Linked DNA regions of Homo sapiens: region 2 is linked to region 1. The links are chromatin contacts, found by Hi-C in ENCODE. All regions are on one chromosome and are shown on one strand. Each heading gives the region's core, a stretch centred on a gene start or an enhancer-like site at or near the end of the contact. The rest is flanking DNA. Distances are from core to core; before and after follow the strand shown.

Region 1 (4,177 bases), core at 1-2,500:
CCAGTCTGGGTAACAGAATTAGGCCAATTTATTTAATTCCATTTGTTCATGTATCCAGCCAACAGATATTTATGGTGCACTTGTTGGGTGCCAGCCCCGCCCCCACCACTCCACCCTACCCCAGCAGGCGCTAAAGGAGAGCTGACATGATGGATAACGAAAAAGAAGACGCTGTCCTTCTATTCAGGGAGTTTAACATCTGGAAGAGCCGGGAGTTCTTTGTGCTAAAGGCCCTCTACAAAGTGCCTGAGATGCAAAAATAAGTCACTTTCTCTGTCCTCTCAGCAACCGAGTCGCATGTCGTTATCAAATTTTTATTTTCTGTAACTGTTTCCTTCCGTCTTGCTCCGTAGACAGCTTTTTGCAGCAGAGAGCGCTGCCGCGGGGCTGGTGTCTACTCTTCAGTAAGTGGTCAAAACCTGGCTACTGGAAGGAAATGCAATGGAATCGCTCCGCGCTCGAGTATTCTCTTTGGAACTACGGGAATGACAGCTCCAGTGGGACACTTGGAGGTCATGATGAACGCAAAGAACGTGAGAACACTTGCAGTCCTCGGGGTGGAAATGCCTTCTAGAAATACTAAGTATCCGTTCTCTCGTTGAGACTTTGGCAAACCAGGGATTTTAGGAAGGGTCTGGCACTCAACGTTCCTAAAATTGGTTTCCTAGATGGAGCCGGAGGGAGAGAGGGAGTCAGGAACTGCTGCTTTTCGTCGGAATGCCCGGAGGGGAGAAGAAGAAGGAGGAGGGGTGAGGGCGGGCGGCCAAACGCCAGCCGGCAGGGGACCCAGAGAAGAGGGACATCCCGGGCGACCCCGAGGAGCGCGGCTTGGGCACCGCAGTGGCCGCGGCTAGTGGGAGACCTGAGGGGAAAGGGAGAGGGCAGGGGCGAGGAACCCAGGGAGCGCGCGCGGATTGGTCCTCTCCTCGGGGCGTGCGCTCCTGTGCGCCAAATGATTGGTGGCAGGAAAGTAGCAGGTAAACCGGCTCCCGCCGCCTCGCCATTGGTCAGCGGCCTCTCTAGCCGCCACACAACTGGCCAGCGGGCTGCCGAGCCGCGCGCGGATTGGCTGGGGGCGGCCGCCGGGACCGGCTCCCTTCGGGCGTTCGGATTGGCTGGCGGGAAGAGGCAGGTATCCGGGCGCTGCGGCTCCTCCATTGGTGGGCGGGGAAGGGGGGTTGGGCACAGCGATTGGTGGGCGGGGGGCCGGGCCTGGGCCGGCGGGGAGCGGATTGGTCGGAAAGTAGGTTAGTGGTGCGACATTTAGGGAAGGCAGAAAGTAGGTCAGGGACGGAGGTGCCTGTTTACCCGCGCCGGACTCACCGCCGCCGCCGCCGCGGGATCCGAGTGCGGGCGCGGGCGCGGGCGCTCCCGGCGAGCCACGGTGAGTGTCAGGCCGGCGGCGGCCAGCGACGCGATCCCGCGCACCCCGTCGGGGGCCGTTAGCACCCTCGCGGGCGCTGCGCCCCTGCCGCCGCCCCGGGGGCAACCCGGCCGCCGAAGAACCCTGCCCGACGTGCCCGCTGCCGGCCTTAAAGGGCCCGTGACCGCTCCCTGCCCCCACCCGGGCCGTGGGGAGGCTGCGCCCCTTAAAGGCGCCGCGCCCGTCCGCCCCCATCCTCCTCGCGGGGGCTGCCGCTGCGGGCTAGGGCAGGCAGAGGTGCTGCAGGAGCCCTTAAAGGGGCCGGGAAAGTGTTCGCTGGAGTACCCACCGCCCTTCCGCGGGCATCGCTACCTGGCGGGGGGAGGGGGCAGCTAGCTGCCTCTTAAAGGGATAGCTCTGCCCTTGGGGGCAGTGACTCGGCCGAAGAGGACTCCTAGATGTGTCCCCGGGAGCTTCGGGGATCCCCGAGGGGACCATGCCTGGTGGCTGCCCCTCAAGGGCGTTGGGCGAACGGTGCCGCGTCTGCCCTTCCTCCCCGCTTCACTTCCCTTTCGGGAGCCCGCGAGGCTGGGTGGGGGCGGGGAGGGCGTCTCCGTCGGGCTTGGGGAGTCCAAGTCCGCCCGCCCCTTCGGCCCTGTAGCCAGGGCTGGCGCTGCACCCGGGAATCCCCGGCCGGCACGGGGCCGACCCCAGCCTGCGAACTTTCGTGGGGCCTGTGCCGTCCAGGTCCTGGGCGGCCCTCAAGGATGCCCCGTGGGTCTGCGGGCAGGTGCGCGTCGGCCTGGGGATGTCGCCCGGAGCCCGGGTGCGGGCCGGCCTTGGAGTCCCAGAGCTCCGCGGAGGGCGCAGCGAGCCTGGCTCCAGCTCCGGGTTTGACAGATGTCAGGGAAGAAAAGGTTCCCGCTCGGCTATTGCCGGGCGTTGACATCCCAGAGAGCTTCCCGTTTGCTTGGAAGAAGACGAGGAAGGTAGAGGTGAACGTCGACCTTGTGGGGCGCATGTTAGCCTCCCCGAGGGGTCGCGAGAGCCGGCAGCGGGGTGAGCTCAGGTGCCCGCCGGCAGGAGCTGGGGAGGGAAGGGGAGTGCTGGACACCGGCGCCTGCTGTCAAGTTCTCGCCGGCCGGTGAGAGACCCGCTGCCGCCGCGCACCCCGCACCTCCTGACCCCTCTCCCCTCTCCGCCTCGGCCCCTTCCCGGTCACCTAGCGTTGTTTTGGCGCTTTGGCGCTTGCGGTCTCTTCCTTCTTCCACCGCTACTCCTCAGCGAGGAATTATTAGCCAAGTTTTCTCACCCAGCTTCCAAAAATCAGATTCCGTATTTGTGAACAAGCTTTTCTTGACACTACCCGTATACCCGTATTTCCAGCATCGTCGTTTTATTAAACATCCATAAAAGCTGCCCCTTAGATGCATTCATTTCCCACGACACCTGCTTGCTTGTCATTTGTCCTTCTGACATCTGCTGTTGTTCACCCCTTTAATCTATTATTAAATGACAACTATTATTTTAATTCTTCTGGTCTCATTGATATCCGGATCTGTGAATTTGGGTTGGTGGAGTTTTTAATTAATGTACCCGTTGAATCATGAGCTTAAAATAATCATTGCTGCTCCTGAGCAGTTTTGAATAATATCATGCTCTCTCTGCTTGCAAGACTTAAAAAAATTCGCTGGTGTTATATTTGATTTCCATATCAATGGAATTCCCAAATATTTTTGAAAATACAAAATTCAGTCTTTCAGTCCATGTTTTGTTACTCAGATCATTTTACTGATAAGTCTTTAACGCAGCTTATAGAACATATTTAGAAGGTTTGGAAATTTCCTGGACAGGATTTGAAATTGCCTGTATCATCTGAAGCTGGTTCTGTAGAAGCATTTTGGTTTTGATTGTAGATGCAGCCAGTGAATGATAACAATAAGTTAAAACTGTAGTTAAATTTGTTCTTTATTCAACCCTCTGAAGAACGAACAGATCTGGTAGAAAAGCACTAACCTGGGAGTTAGGAGCTGGACATCCTGGTTCTAGTTTAGGCTTGGGCTCTCATGGCCGTTCCAGTCGGGGCAAGTTATTAAAGATTTCTAGGTTGTGTTTGCCTCTGATGGAAAGTAAGACGGTTGAACTAGGTGATCTCAAAGGTTCCTCTCTTTTGAAGTTCTGTAAGTCTCTAAATATTTAATACATTTGAATTCAGGTTGGTATTTACCTCCTGGCACCTCCAGAATATCTGAGCTGAAGCCCTATTTTCATAAGAAAGTTAAGCAGATCAACAGATGGTGTTTTGAAGAATCCATTTCAAATGATTTATAAAATGATGACTACTTACGAGTTTGTCTGCTATTTGCAGAAGAGGTTTGCATGCCACAGGGCAGGAAAAGGAAGTGGCCATGTTTTCAGATTTATCCCTTCACACCAACAATCTCTGTGGAATTTATATGCTAAAAGATGGAGAAGCACCATAGAAAGATTTGGCTGTATTAACAAAACTGCATATGAAAAGGTAAAAACTAGATAGTTAATATCTCTCTTTGGTGTAAGGGTTATAATGTATCTGAGCTTTCTTTGTGATTTCATCATCAACTCTCACTGTGGTAGGAAAATCAATATTAAATAAACAGTTTCAGCCCCGTGATTACATGCAGTGATTTTAGGAAGCATCATGATAACTAAAGTAGGTACTTGCAGGGAAGTAAAATATCCTTTCTAGACCTTGAGGTTTCGTTGGGAGCTAGGGACACAGGCATGTTATCCTTCTCCACAGTCTTTTTTCATTGTCACCTTATCACAAGACTC
Region 2 (4,177 bases), core at 1,678-4,177, 2.8 Mb before region 1:
TTCTTCCACCAAGTATAATAATCTCTTAGTTCTTCTGTATGCTGGTTGCATATCTAGGACAACAGACAATTGCTTTGGGCTTTTGATTTGTAAGGAACTGACTGGGGCATGGGAGGATGAGCTCATGGCTGGAGTCCTGGCTGTGTACAGTCACCGAGAAGTACCATTCATAGGGGAGAAGGATGTTCCTCCTCCTGATCTGGCTTCACATTTAAATATGTTTTCCTTCTTCCTGCACCCAGGTAATAGAAACTTGGGAGAGTGCCAGGCACATGGTGGTGCTCAATAAATAAGGTTGAATAAAAGGATTCAGTGTCTAGATAAAACTTCATGTTCATTTTCCTAGTTCTTCTCTCTCGTATCTGATATCATAATGATGATGACAATGATGTTGGCAGATAATGCTTATAAAACACATACTCTATGCCAGGTACCAGTCTAAACACTTCACTTATGCTCATTGTCATGGCAACCTATGAGATTGGCTTTTTATTATCCACACTTCATAGGGAATAAAACCGAGCCACAGAAAAGTTATTTAACTTGCCCAAGGTCATACAACTAAGTGGTGGAACAGGATTCAAATGCAGGGAGTCTAGCTGGAGTTTTTTTTGTTGTTGTTTGTTTGTTTGAAATGGAGTCTCACTCTGTCACCCAGGCTGGAGTGCAGTGGCACAATCTCAGCTCACTGCAACCTCCACCTCCCGGGTTCAAGCGATTCTCCTGCCTCAGCTTCCCAAGTAGCTGGGATTACAGGCGCCCGCTACCATGCCAGGCTAATTTTTGTGTTTTTAGTAGAGATGGGGTTTCCCCATGTTGGCCAGGCTGGTCTCAAAACTCCTGACCTCAAGTGGTCTGGCCGCCTCGGCCTCCCAAAGCGCTGGGATTACAGGCGTGAGCCACCACACTCAGCCTGAGTCTACGTTTTTAGCCATACACTCTACTCATTCCTGAGATTGCCATAGGTGGATTGATCTATTATAAATAGCTAGTTCACTTGTTCATTGTTTTATGCATTCATTCATTCAACAAATACTTGCTGAATGTCGACCATATTTCAGGTATGGGGATACAACTGTGAATGAGACAGGCGAGATTTGTCATGGAGCTGGTATTTAGCAAGTGAATCCCCTTTGTCCAACTCCTTGTGTGAGTCACACACACCTCACAAATGAGAAGAAAAATGAACCCCTCTATGCAAGCTCATGCCTGGCTTTTGGGGAGGAGAGTGATATCTTTCTTTTTCTTTTTCTTTTTTTTTTTCTTGAGATAAAGTCTTGCTCTGTCGCCAGGCTGGAGTGCAGTGCAGTGGTGCAATGTCAGCTCACTGCAACTTCTGCCTCCTGGGTTCAAGTGATTCCCCTGCCTCAGCCTCTCAAGTAGGTGGGACTACAGGTGCGCACCACCATGCCCAGCTAATTTTTTGTGTTTTAGTAGAGATGGGGTTTCACCACGTTGGCTAGGATGGTCTCAATCTCCTGACCTTGTGATCCACCTGCCTCGGGCTCCCAAAGTGCTGGGATTACAGGCATGAGCCACCATGCCCGGCCGATATCTTTCTTGATGAGACATAATTTGATTCCGTCCTCTCCTGTCTTTTAGAGTTTGTAAGGGGTGCTTAAGTGATAAAAGGGGATGCAGTCTAGTCTCGGGCAGGAGAAGCGGGCCCTGTATCTGGTTATCATAAATTGTCTTGATGTTTGTTCGAAAGGGAAATAAGGCTTTGAGCTTGGGATCAGTGCTCTTCAGTCCACAGAGACATCTTGGCTGCAAGAAGCAGCAACAAGTTAGGCTCAAGGTGGAATTGTGAGGTCCTGAGAAGAGCTTGCTCTTCTGGGACAGAACTGTATTTTTCTTCTAAACTGCCCATGTTCTGGGGAGTCTTCCCGCCTTTTGGCTTCAGCAGGACCCTTGGTCATTGTTACAACCTGTGTCATCTTAGTGGAGCTGCTGCTGGTTTCTGTCTGAACCCGATGCAATGGGTCTCATACCTGTAAACTGGGCTCCAGGAAGGCAGCTTTCTCTAAGTTGGAAAATGAAGACTCAAGGTGGAGGGTGTTTCCCAAAGCCGATACCACAAGATATTAATAGGTGTTTTTTTCCTATGACAGCAGTTCTAGGATGGTCAAATAAGTGCGTCGGGTTAAACAAAGTTAAGCAGCTTTCTTTACTGCAGGACTTCTCAGGTGTTGAATTTGCTAGTAGAAACTGTGCATGAATACCCATAAGGGACTACAGGATGCAGTGTTTTCCAAGCCTTCTGACCTTTCATGTTCTGCAGACTGCACTTTGAAAAATGCTTGTTTAGACTAAGGCTAGCTGGGATCCGGTTAAAGGTGCAGAATAAAATTCCCTGAACGTGTCGGACTTAAATCCTTGGGCTGGAATCCTCCCACTGCAGTCCCCACTCTACCTCCCCTTTCCCCAAAACACTAGCAGAAAAAGTCATCTGCCCCTCCTCCTTCTGGCAGAATAGTACTAAGGGCTTGGATTTTTTTCTCATACTGTAAGTTCATTTAATTGTTTAATGAATAAATATTACCCTCCCTCTAGGTTGCTTGTAGCCTGCTGGTTGCACTGTTTATGAAACAGCTGTGAGGACAGGTGGGCCGTAATCTCTGGGTAGCTAAAGCCCAGCAGCAGCCCGAGGATCATGTGTCAACCCTGTAATACTGCTCTGTGCACACAGGAATTATGATGTGAGCTCAGTAAGACACAACCTCACGATTGGACATGCGGAGGTGACTCAGGCCCAAGTCAGGGTTACAGCTAGCCTCCCGGTAAACAACTGACCCATCCTTCCTGAGCTCTTCTCCCCAGGATTTCAACAGCACCACAGAAATAGCCATTTTGCTCATGGTTATTTCCCAGGACCACAGGATTTGCCTAAGTCACTGGGAGGCTATGTGTCTGTTCTGAGCCTTCCCACTCTCCTAAAGGGCAGATGAAGATCAGAGCTTTGCACCCTGTGATGCCATTTTAATCAACCCTGCTTGGTTTTAGAGGATTGCTCCTGTGGGTCACTTGAGGCAGGCTCCACCTTCCCCAGGAGGAGTGGCAGAGTCCAGCCAGCGCTCGGAGCTGGAGGCCCACGTGGGAGCAGTGAGCGGCTGTAAGCAGGGGAGGGTTTGGGGTGGGCTCCGGTGGGTCAGTTGGGGTGTACTCCTTTTCTGTGTGTGTGGATGGGGGTGGGGGTTCTGGTAAAGCTTATCAGGCTTCGCAGTCACCTGTGATGTGGGCTTCCTTCTGGGAAGAAAGGAAGGAGTGGGATGGGGCTGTCAGCTTTTCATCCTAGCCTGCCCCTGTCCTCTGTCCGCCTCTGTGCTGAGGCAGTTCCTGCTCCCTGAGTCTCTGTCCTTTCCTGGGAAAGGTGGAAGCAGTTCATGGTCTTTCCCTTTCAGAGGAGGAGGGGATGGAGGGGATTGTATTAGCAACTGGGATTGAAGCTCCCCCTGGCAGTTATGGGGTGCCCTTGGGAGGGCTGCTTTAGGGGGGCTTTCTGAGAAGAGGCAGGTCGGGCTGTACCTGAGACCAATCCCCTTGATAAAATGCAGCCAGGCCTGAAGCACGTTCAGAACGGAAGCAGCAAAGGTGATGATATCGCTCGTTGCTACTCAGCTTTCAGGAGGAGGCTGGGCGTTAGAGGGAGGCTGTGGCTTATCTCCTGCAGCTGGGCAGGACGGCTGAGTTTACTGTTGTAAAGAGGAAGCCGCCGCTTTAGTTTCCTCTTGTGAGGGCTGTGAAGAGGGCCAGGACACTGCATTCAGGATACCACAGCCATTTTGTTTTGGATAACTGGGATTACCTGGGGACTTCAGGGCTCTTGGAAATTTTCCACTCATATTTCATATTCACGAGAGAATTTCCAGCCCAGGCTTTTCCTGCTCTGGCTCACTGCTGCTCACAGATATGCAAAACAGAGACCTCCTACTCCAGCCGGCAGACAGGACCCAGCCAGCTGCACGCACGCACTGACTCAGCTGAGCCTCCTGGGTGGCAGGCAGCACCTCACCCGGGTGCATCACTTGAGTGGCATCTTCAGGACCAGTCATGGAGCCAGGCTCAGGTCTGTGTCGGGGCTTCTGCAAGGGGAGTCTGGCAAGAGTAGGAACCAGCTTCCTTCGTATAACGAGGGGATTTCAGTGGCACTGGGCTTCCTTTCTGGAGGGACTGTGGC

What was found. A loop is a pair of places that touch in the nucleus more often than their neighbours do. Pooled maps may share reads with other maps.
Region 2: a map of CD8-positive, alpha-beta T cell shows a loop between it and region 1 (18-fold over the local background). The contact joins the promoter of AMPD3 here to the promoter of BMAL1 in region 1. A Hi-C loop is called at or near these places in 1 of 168 maps with a recorded cell type or tissue (CD8-positive, alpha-beta T cell), 1 of 37 single-sample maps with no recorded cell type and 8 of 50 pooled maps.

Annotation. Positions count from the first base shown.
Region 1 is chr11:13,276,540-13,280,716 of GRCh38, forward strand. It overlaps BMAL1 (basic helix-loop-helix ARNT like 1), which reads left to right and starts at 1,251. Exons shown (of 20, transcript NM_001297719.2): 1 at 1,251-1,384. RefSeq lists silencers at 852-1,501, 1,572-1,641, 1,922-2,261.
Region 2 is chr11:10,452,337-10,456,513 of GRCh38, forward strand. It overlaps AMPD3 (adenosine monophosphate deaminase 3), which reads left to right and starts at 2,928. Exons shown (of 15, transcript NM_001025389.2): 1 at 2,928-3,112. RefSeq lists an enhancer at 3,803-3,852.